2 separate regions of the Homo sapiens genome follow, and region 2 is linked to region 1. A link is an interaction called in ENCODE POLR2A ChIA-PET data of the cell type or tissue named here. Cell type or tissue: GM12878. All regions are shown on one strand. Links, peaks and the distances in the headings refer to the core of each region. The heading gives the core; the rest is flanking DNA.

Region 1 (4,393 bases), core at 146-4,145:
TAAACTCTCAGTAAGTGTCAGCTATTACAGTTATGAATAATTCCCAATTGGTGGTGGCAGTAATTGAGCTGAAGAAGAATGGGACAGGGCATGGAGTTGCCATGAGCAGATGTGGCATGTTGAGTCTGCAATGTTTAGGAGACATCCAAATGGCAGGGTCAAGTAAATAGCTGGACACTTGCATCTGAACCTCGGAGTCAAAGTATAGACTGGAGATAAGTCAGTGTCATCGACATAAAGGTCAGTTTTAACTACAGAACTACAGAACATACTAAGCCCAGTGAGGGAGGATGAGGATGGAGGAAAGGCTCTAGTGGTGAGCCCTGTGGAACCCCACGTCAGGTAAATAAAGGTAGGGAGCCAGCAGAGGAGGGTGAGAAGGAAGAATGAACAGGGAGGAGGAAACCAACAGAGAGGGGAGTCTCAACACCTGAGCAAAGAGAGGGCCTGCAGAAAGGTCCAGTTCAATGAAGACATTGGATGTGGCTCCTGAAGCTTATCTGTTCTTTTAGCATCTTACCCATTTTGACTTTCCCTAACTTTCACTGGCAACACTGTCTGTGTGAAGAACACACATTCCAAGGACATCATAGTACAATGGGAAAAACTCTGTCCTTGGACTCAAGAGACCCAGGCTCAAGCTCCAGTGAAGTGTCGGGTAGGTCCCTCAACAAGGGCCTTCACTTTCGCCAAAGGCAAAATGACAAGATCGGACCAGATTCCCAAAGCCAGGTCATGAGATCTCTATGCATCTACAAACCCAATAATCAAAGTCCATAAGCTCTTTTTCAATATTTAAAACACATATTGATCGTTTCCTTAGCCTTCTAGCTAAGATAAAGTATGTATTGAGAACTACACATCTACTATAGTAAAGTTACACAAACCTAACTGTCACATTTGTTTTTGACTGAAACACTCTAGAAACTTGGAAAGCAGTAGTGATTAAGAAGGGGAACTCAGGAGGCTGACAGCCTCACTTCAAATCTTGGGTCTGTCAATGACTACTTCCTGCATTAGAGCTATGCTACTTAACTACTCAAGGTCTCAGTTTCCCCAACTGTAAAATGGAGGTATGACAAAACCTATCTCAGGCAGCTGTGGAGGGATTTCAGTGAGTTAATTGTAAGCTCTCTAAAGGAACTTCCTGATAGTTTCCTCCTCCCTTGTGATTCTTTCTGTCTCCTCTGCTTGTTCCTCTGCCTTGGCTGGCCTGGGATGCTGAGGTTCCACAGCACTCACTGCCAGATCCTCTTCTTCAGCTCCAGCCTCTCCCTCATTCAGCTCACATTAAGCATAAAAAACAAATACGAGCTATTAATACCATTATCTTGTACTGAACAACAATTCTTGGCTAGTAATAAGATCATAGCCATTGGGGCAGGAAGGGAGGAAGAAAGAAAATATAAAAAGAATCTGATGATAAAAACATTGGTGACCACTGGTAATTCCCAACTGAAAAATTCCACCTCTTTATGCTTGAAATGCACCTGTTGCCACATCACATGGTCCTTGGCACCTTGAATTAAAACCTAGTGGATAAGGCTTTCTCCTCTACCTGTCACCTCCCCGAGGACAGTAGCCACATCTGACTTGGTGACAGTGTATGCTCAGCAACTGTGGAACCAATCCCTGGGTACTTAACCAGCCCCTTCCCCCTAAATTCACTCATACATTTCTAATTTAGAAATTAAACGTTCTAAATATTTTTCCGCAAATACTTTTAAACCCTCCACTGCACATGTGTCCCAGTGAGTCCTTTCAATGACTTACCCCATCCTTTGTCTCACCTGAAGCAAATTCTACAGATTTTCAAACGTAGCATTTCAATGTTTCCCCCAAAACAGATTTATTCTCAGTGCTTTCCAACTTTAAACTAAAACTTCTCAGAACATTTTATTTTTCTTTAGGAGGACAGTTACACCTGAATCAAAGCTACCGTTTCAAAATTTTTAATGTGGGGCCAGGCGTGGTGGCTCATGCCTGTAATCCCAGCACTTTGGGAATCCAAGGCAGGAGGATGGCTTGAACTCAGGAGTTTGAGACTAGCCTGGGGAACAGAGTGAGACCCCATCTCTACAAAAAATTTAAAAATTTGCCAAATGTGGTGACCCGCCTGTAGCCCCAGCTACTCAGAGGCTGAGGTGGGAGGATCGCCTGAGCCCAGGAGTTTGAGGCTGCAGCAAGTTATGATGGCACACTGCACTCCAGCCTGGGTGGCAGAGCAAGAACCTATCTCAAAAAAAAAAAAAAAATTCTAAAATGGATTAAAGAAACCCTATCTGAGCTACAAGAGACAAAGCCTGTGAGAGTTAGATGTCTCCTTGCCCTTCCTCCTCATCAACAAGTCATGACACAACTTGAGGAAGCTGGACCTATTTTGGTTAGGCACCCACTTAACTTGGCCTTTAAATGCTTTCTTCATTACCACATGAGAAGCAACAATTGAAAATGAAACAAAACTCAACAGAGCAGTGACTAACATAAAACTGCTTATATTAAATAAACTCAGTACAGCATCTTTTTTTTTTTTTTTTTTTTGAGACAGAGTCTCACTTTGTCACCCAGGCTGGAGTACAGTGGCGCGATCTCGGCTAACTGCAACCTCCACCTCCTGGGTTCAAGCCATTCTCCTGCCTCAGCCTCCCATGTATCTGGGATTATAGGCACCTGCCACCATGCCTGGGTAATTTTTGTATTTTTAATAGAGACAGGGTTTCACCATGTTGGCCAGGCTGGTCTTGACCTCCTGACCTCAGGTGATCAACCTGCCTCAGCCTCCCAAAGTGCTGGGATTACAGGCATGGGCCACTGTGCCCGGCCCTACAGCATCTATTCACACTAAGCTGCTTTATAAACTCTGAGGCAAAAATGAAGGCAGCCTTGAAAGTTGCCACATTTAAGCACAAGGAAGCCTGGAGTAAATCACCTCTAATTCAGGAGCAATTTCATCTGTGAAGGAAAAACTTCAGGAAGAAATTTTGAAAGCTTGAGAAAAGCTTAAAAGGAGGCAAGCATCACATCAACAGATGATGTGTGTTAATTTTAGCTGCAATAGTCTAAAGTGCAGTGTCAAACCAGGAAAGCAGCCAAGCAACACTCAGGCCAGAGACGCTAACTGAGTGCCCATCACCGGCCCCGGTACCAGAGACACTTAGTGAGTGCCCACCACAGGCCGAACAGGCCGGGTGCTGACAATGCAAAACTCATCGAAGTCCAGTCCCTAGCCCCGAGAAGCACCCTACACAGTGAGAGAAGATGGGCAAAATAAACCAACTTCAATACTACAAGGTAAATCCTGTAATCAAGAGCCAAAAAAGTGCTGTGGAGCAGAGTTGAGAGAATCTTGCTGGAATGACCGGTCCCTGGCAGGATAAAGCCAAGGTAGGGTCTTCAGATGATGATGCAAGAGCAAAACAAAGAAAGAGAGCTCCAAGTTGGACCAAGTAAGGACAATTTACTGACAAAAATATCTCAATAATGAAGACTTTATAATAATCCAAGAGAAAATTAAGCCAGAGTTCTTAAGATAAATAGAAGGCTATTAAAGATATATAGAAGATCTAATTATACTGCCTGGATAGGAAAGGGTCTTACTGCTACAGAGTAGAATTAACGTATATTTAATAGATATGAATGCTGTACATTTGACACTTACTATTTAACTTTAAAACAATTAGCCTTTTCAAAAACTCAGTGTTTTTGTTTTTTCCTAGATCTAGAAGCAATAAAATGGGCTTAAGGAACACGGAATAAAGGGAGCAACCCTGTGAAGACCACAAAGGCAGAACAGTGACAGCAGCTCAGCAGCAAGACTGCCGGGCACCGGGCCTGGCTCTCCCACCACCTGACTGGGTAACTTTTCAAACACCTTCATTTCCCAAGAAGTAGGAATGTTGGGAAGACTAAATAAACATATGTCAAGTACTTAATTACCTGCCCACATAGTAAAGTGCTAAATAAATGTTGGACATTGCTTTTGCAATTTCATTTATATTCTACCCATTAAGCAATGTTTAAAATCTGGAATAAAATAGATTATTAAAGAAATATGCAGAGACAATTATCATTGACCCTGATTCCATCTGGAAATCAGGGATGAAGAATCACGGAGAAAAAAAGGTTAAAATTATCTCTGATCAAAATTAAAGTCTATCAAAATCTCAAATGGCAACGAATTCTTGCTGAATGGCCTTGTATGTGAATGCTAATGATTTCTCCATTACTAAGGAAGGGCCCACTTTGCATCTTACTCCATGTTCTCAGTCTCCCAGTGAGACAGGAAAATCCTTTTTTTTTTTTTTTTTTTTACAAATGCTGAAACTAAAGTTCAAAGAGTTTAAGTAAGGTTATGAAAAGTCACTAGGCTATTAGTGACATAGCTTAGTTCTGA
Region 2 (4,393 bases), core at 315-4,314, 180 kb before region 1:
AATGAGTACCTTGGGGAGGGGCGTAGTCATCTGAGTCCGTGTCGCTCTCGCTGCTGTCCTCCACCAGGAAGATCGGGTAGTTCCAGGACATGCCGAGGACACCGTCTGACTCGTGCAAGAGGACGTGGGCCAGCATTCTGCCGTGGCAATCCATGACAATCACCTGCCCATCGGCCGTGCCAAACAGCACCTGCAATCCAGGATGGGGACCTCTGACCAAGTGGCAGCAAGGGCCAGTTTCTGGCACACCTTGTTGCCTCGATTTGTTTTAGGAAGACAATATACATTTAGAACTAAAAATAGCTAGTTAAGTAACAACAGCACAGTGACACAAAATGTTAAGTAGAACCTCTGCTGGCTATTCCTGCAACAATTTGAGTCCTTTAATACTGAAATGTGACTAACAGCAGAATGAGTATATTATATTGCATGAACGTTTTCAAATAATACCAGCAAAATCTCTGTTATACTATTTGCAGGGGTTTTGCTTTGTATTTTTGATTGGAGGAGAGGAGTTAGGAAAATATTCATTTACTTTTCTGGAAAACGAAGAAGCAGCAGAGATTTGTTGTTATTATTTTCTCAAATTTAGAAGAAAAAGCTTAGGTTTATGTTTGACCAAAGAGAAAATACATTGGGTTATGTAAGCATGTTATATAACCATATTTGGAAAAGAAGATGCTCCTGAAACAATGTTTTATTTCCAATGTTGAATGTTTTACTTCACTGAGAATAATAATAGTATTAATGTATTAATTTATAATTAATTTAAGGATGTAGTCATGGTATTAAAATATTAAGTACTTACTTTGCACTAAACACTATGCTGAAAGCTCTACCTCATTAATTGTCAAAACCATGAGTTAGGCGCTAGTTTTGCTGGTGTGGCCCAGGTGGGCTTTTGCTACCACAGTGTGCTGAGGGCTGCTCCTCAGACACCTTCCTTGGCCTCACCCATCTCAGAGCACATACTCAGGAGCATGCTGGGTAATACAGACAGGTACATGGCCAGAGCTAAAGAACAATCTGGATAGAGGAAGGCTGAATGCGCCCCTCCATGACAGCAGCAAAGGAGCACCTCACAGCTGCTGAACATCCCCCCTGCCGCCACCAACCAACCAACAACACTAGTGGTGCCACCAGTGGGACATCCTGAGAGGAATCTTGGGTCCTGGGCAGCAGGACCTCCACCGAGGTGCATCACATTGCATTATGTTCTGCTTTGTGTGATGGTCTCTGCAGTTTCTGCATTGGTTGCCATTAAAAACTTTACATCTTTTGTGTCTAATGGGATCTGTCTATCCGTCAGCATCTCATTGCAACAATCATGCAAGTTATCTCCAATTTACAAACACACGAGCAACTTAAGAGAGGCCAAGTAAGCTGACAAAGGCATTAAGTGATCAAGCCAAGGCTGTCTGACTAGAAAGGCTAGAATTTACCCAAAGGGAGAGCTGGTTAAGGCTTTTTCAATTTTTGCTTCTTTTTGCTTGAGATTTTAATGTGAAGCTCCTTGGGGGAGAGACAGTCCATAGCTATGTGGCACCTAACAGAGCTTTGTGTACAATGCAGGCACTCAGTAAATATTTATTGCTAAACGAATGCACTAAAGTCAGTGACAAGCAAAAGGCAATTTTAGGATATAAATACTGATGACTAAGAGACTGCCTGCAGAAAGTTCACAGAATTCAGTTATTTTAGAATAAATTGTTCATCAAATATTCCTTTAAATATGATCTATATTTTAATGAATGAATACTAAAAAAGGCTAAAACAATTTGCCTCCAGACGCAGCAATTAATTCATTACTATATGCTGTTTTCAGGAAAGACATAACTACTAGGAACACCATGAAATTCATTTTAGAAAAAGGTGAAATTTTAGCTGTCAAAAAAAAAATTACTATCTGATAGCATGTCTACAAAGCCTTCATGTGACACAGGCGTAGGGTCAAGACACCGGAGCATGGGTCACGGACCTGCTGAAATCCTGGAAGAGGCAGATGTTTAATGTACTTGGTGAGCAATTTTCAATAACAATAAATATGAAACATGACTTCTTATAACTTTAACTAAGCTGTACCCATTGCCACACTTATCACTATTCTCATCCCTTTACTGTGGGATTGTGTGATTTCTGTCTGACCCCTAGTTACACTATAAACTTTTGAGGCGATGGACTATTATGGACTGAATGTTTATGAGCTCCCCGCCTCCCCAATTTATGTTGATGGTATTTGGAGGTAAGGTCTTTGGGGGATGATTCAGTTTAGACAAGGTCGTGAGGGTGGGGCGCCCACGATAGGATTAGCGCCCATATAAGAAGAGTATGAGAGACCCCAGCTTGCAAGCACTCTCGCTACACCCAAGCACTGAGGAAAGGCCATGTGAGGACCCAGGGAGAACGCAAGCCAGGAGTCAGCCTCCACCAGGAACCAAATTGGCTGGCACTTTGATCTGAGGCTGGCCAGCCTCCAGAATTGTGAGAACTCAATGTCTGTTGTTTAAGCCCCTTGGTCTGTGGTATTTTATTATAGCAGCCCAAGCTGAGACCTGAACCACATCAGCTTTGCTCAACAGTACCTCCCTAGGCCCTGTCATGATGTACAACACACAGGAGTATTTGCAAAAGGGAGGAAATGACTCTGCATTGAAAGGTCTTTTGAATTAATACTCATTTTTCCATTTTAGAGAAGAAAGGACAGATGAAAGAACATACATATAATTCCTGAATAAGGACTGATTAAGTTATCAGAGTTTAGTATCACACTAAAGAAAAACAGAACAAAAAGGGCAGGCCCCAAATCCACTACCATTAATGAATTACAACTACAGTTCCCATAGGAAGACAAAAACACTATTAAGATTGGAAAAAATGGGAAACGCAGCACTGACAGTTTAATTATCAAGCAATGATGGAAGAAGTTACTCTGTTTTGGAACAAGTATGTCACAGATTACTGAAGAACAGTGATACAACATAAAATCAGATTTTTAAAAATCTCTTCCATTACAAGTTCTTTTCATGCCTAATCACTTTTAATGGGATAAAGCTTATGTGAGCAAAGGACTTCAGAAGAACAAGATTGAGAGCCTAATAATAACGAATACACATATGGCAAGTGCATCAATCTCTGCTGCTTCTGCTCCCTAATGTTGGTCAAGTAATGAATGTGTTCTAAGTGGGCTGGTGCTCCTGTTTGTAGAATTCTCCGTGCTAGTGCTCCCCAGGCTTGGCTCTAGGCCCTCTTCTCTCTAGGAAACCACAATCATGCCTGTAGCCTCAAGGATCCCATTCATAGCTGACTCCCTGCCCAGGCCTCTGTCCTGAGCCCCAGACTCTCACATCCAACTGCATTCCTGCCATCTCCCCAAGATGTGCAAAAGGCCCTCAGTGTCAACATGTCTAAGATGAAACGCATGACTGCATCCTTTCCTGAGCAACACACACACAACCAGACCCCATCAAGCAAGGACTGAGGCTTGTGCTTTATCTCCAATGTCTAGTACATCAGCTGGTTCATGGCAGGTGCTCAGACATCATGTGTGAAGGCTTCTGGGCCCCACCACACAGAATTAATCTTGCTCTAACCACGGCCCCCACAGCATTCTGAACTTGGTTCTGGTTTTGCGTGCCTGTCTCCCAGTAAACCAAAAGCATCTCAAGGGCAGGTCTGCACTCCCAGGTTCTCATTCACTCAGTGACTCAATGAATATAAATACATTTCTGTCCAAATCTTTGCCCAAGTTTTCCTACAAATGAAGGAGCAATCTCCTTCCATTCTTCTTTATAAACCAATTCTCAAATCCTCCCATAAAACTACCCCCCAAAAACACTTTCAAGGATGAATCATGTACATTTCTGTCCCATATTTTCCTGCTGTTTCCTGTGACGAACTGTAGGCTTCAGGTATGGGCAGGGCCAATGCTCCCTCTGTAATGCATATACCAGGACCAAATAAGCAGTAGACACATACAGGTCAAGTCATACTAATTCAATGGCTGCCTCGCTGGGTTTGGTTTACTTTGCAGCCTTGTATATACTCACTGCAGGGCAGTTTCTAATAGCAACACGGCCAGGCACCACGGCTCACACCTGTAATCCCAGCACTTTGAGAACCTGAGATGGGAGGATCACTTGAAGCCAGGAGTTTGAAACCAGCCTGGTCAACAAGGTGAGACCCTGTCCTCTAAAAAAAACAAAAAGATGTATCAGGCCATGGTGGTGAGCACCTGTAGTCCTAGCTCCTGGGGAGGCTGAGGCGGGAGGATCACTGGAGCCCAGGAGTTGGAGGCTGCAGTGAGCCATGATTGCTCCAATGCACTCCACCCTGGGTGACTGAGCGAGACTCTGACACACACACATACACACAAAGCAATGCAATAATGATATCC

What was found. ChIA-PET counts read pairs that join two places held together with the same protein. Peaks named below come from ENCODE experiments on the same cell type or tissue, not always from the same donor. Only the 100,000 strongest peaks of a DNase experiment are listed, where the experiment ranks them.
Region 2: POLR2A ChIA-PET joins it to region 1 with 8 read pairs; 2 of 35 experiments call an interaction of 5 or more read pairs at or near these places.

The regions. Positions count from the first base shown.
Region 1 is chr6:158,269,298-158,273,690 of GRCh38, reverse strand. It overlaps a transcript of TULP4 not described here. Among named protein-coding and RNA genes, the nearest start is that of TULP4, 41 kb to the left of the region's middle. In GM12878, for the core only: no CTCF peak of the experiment used is centred there; a DNase peak (open chromatin) is centred at 2,410; H3K27ac peaks cover 1,392 bases.
Region 2 is chr6:158,444,793-158,449,185 of GRCh38, reverse strand. It overlaps TULP4 (TUB like protein 4), which reads right to left. Exons shown (of 14, transcript NM_020245.5): 4 at 10-190. Among named protein-coding and RNA genes, the nearest start is that of TMEM181, 110 kb to the left of the region's middle. In GM12878, for the core only: no CTCF peak of the experiment used is centred there; no DNase peak of the experiment used is centred there.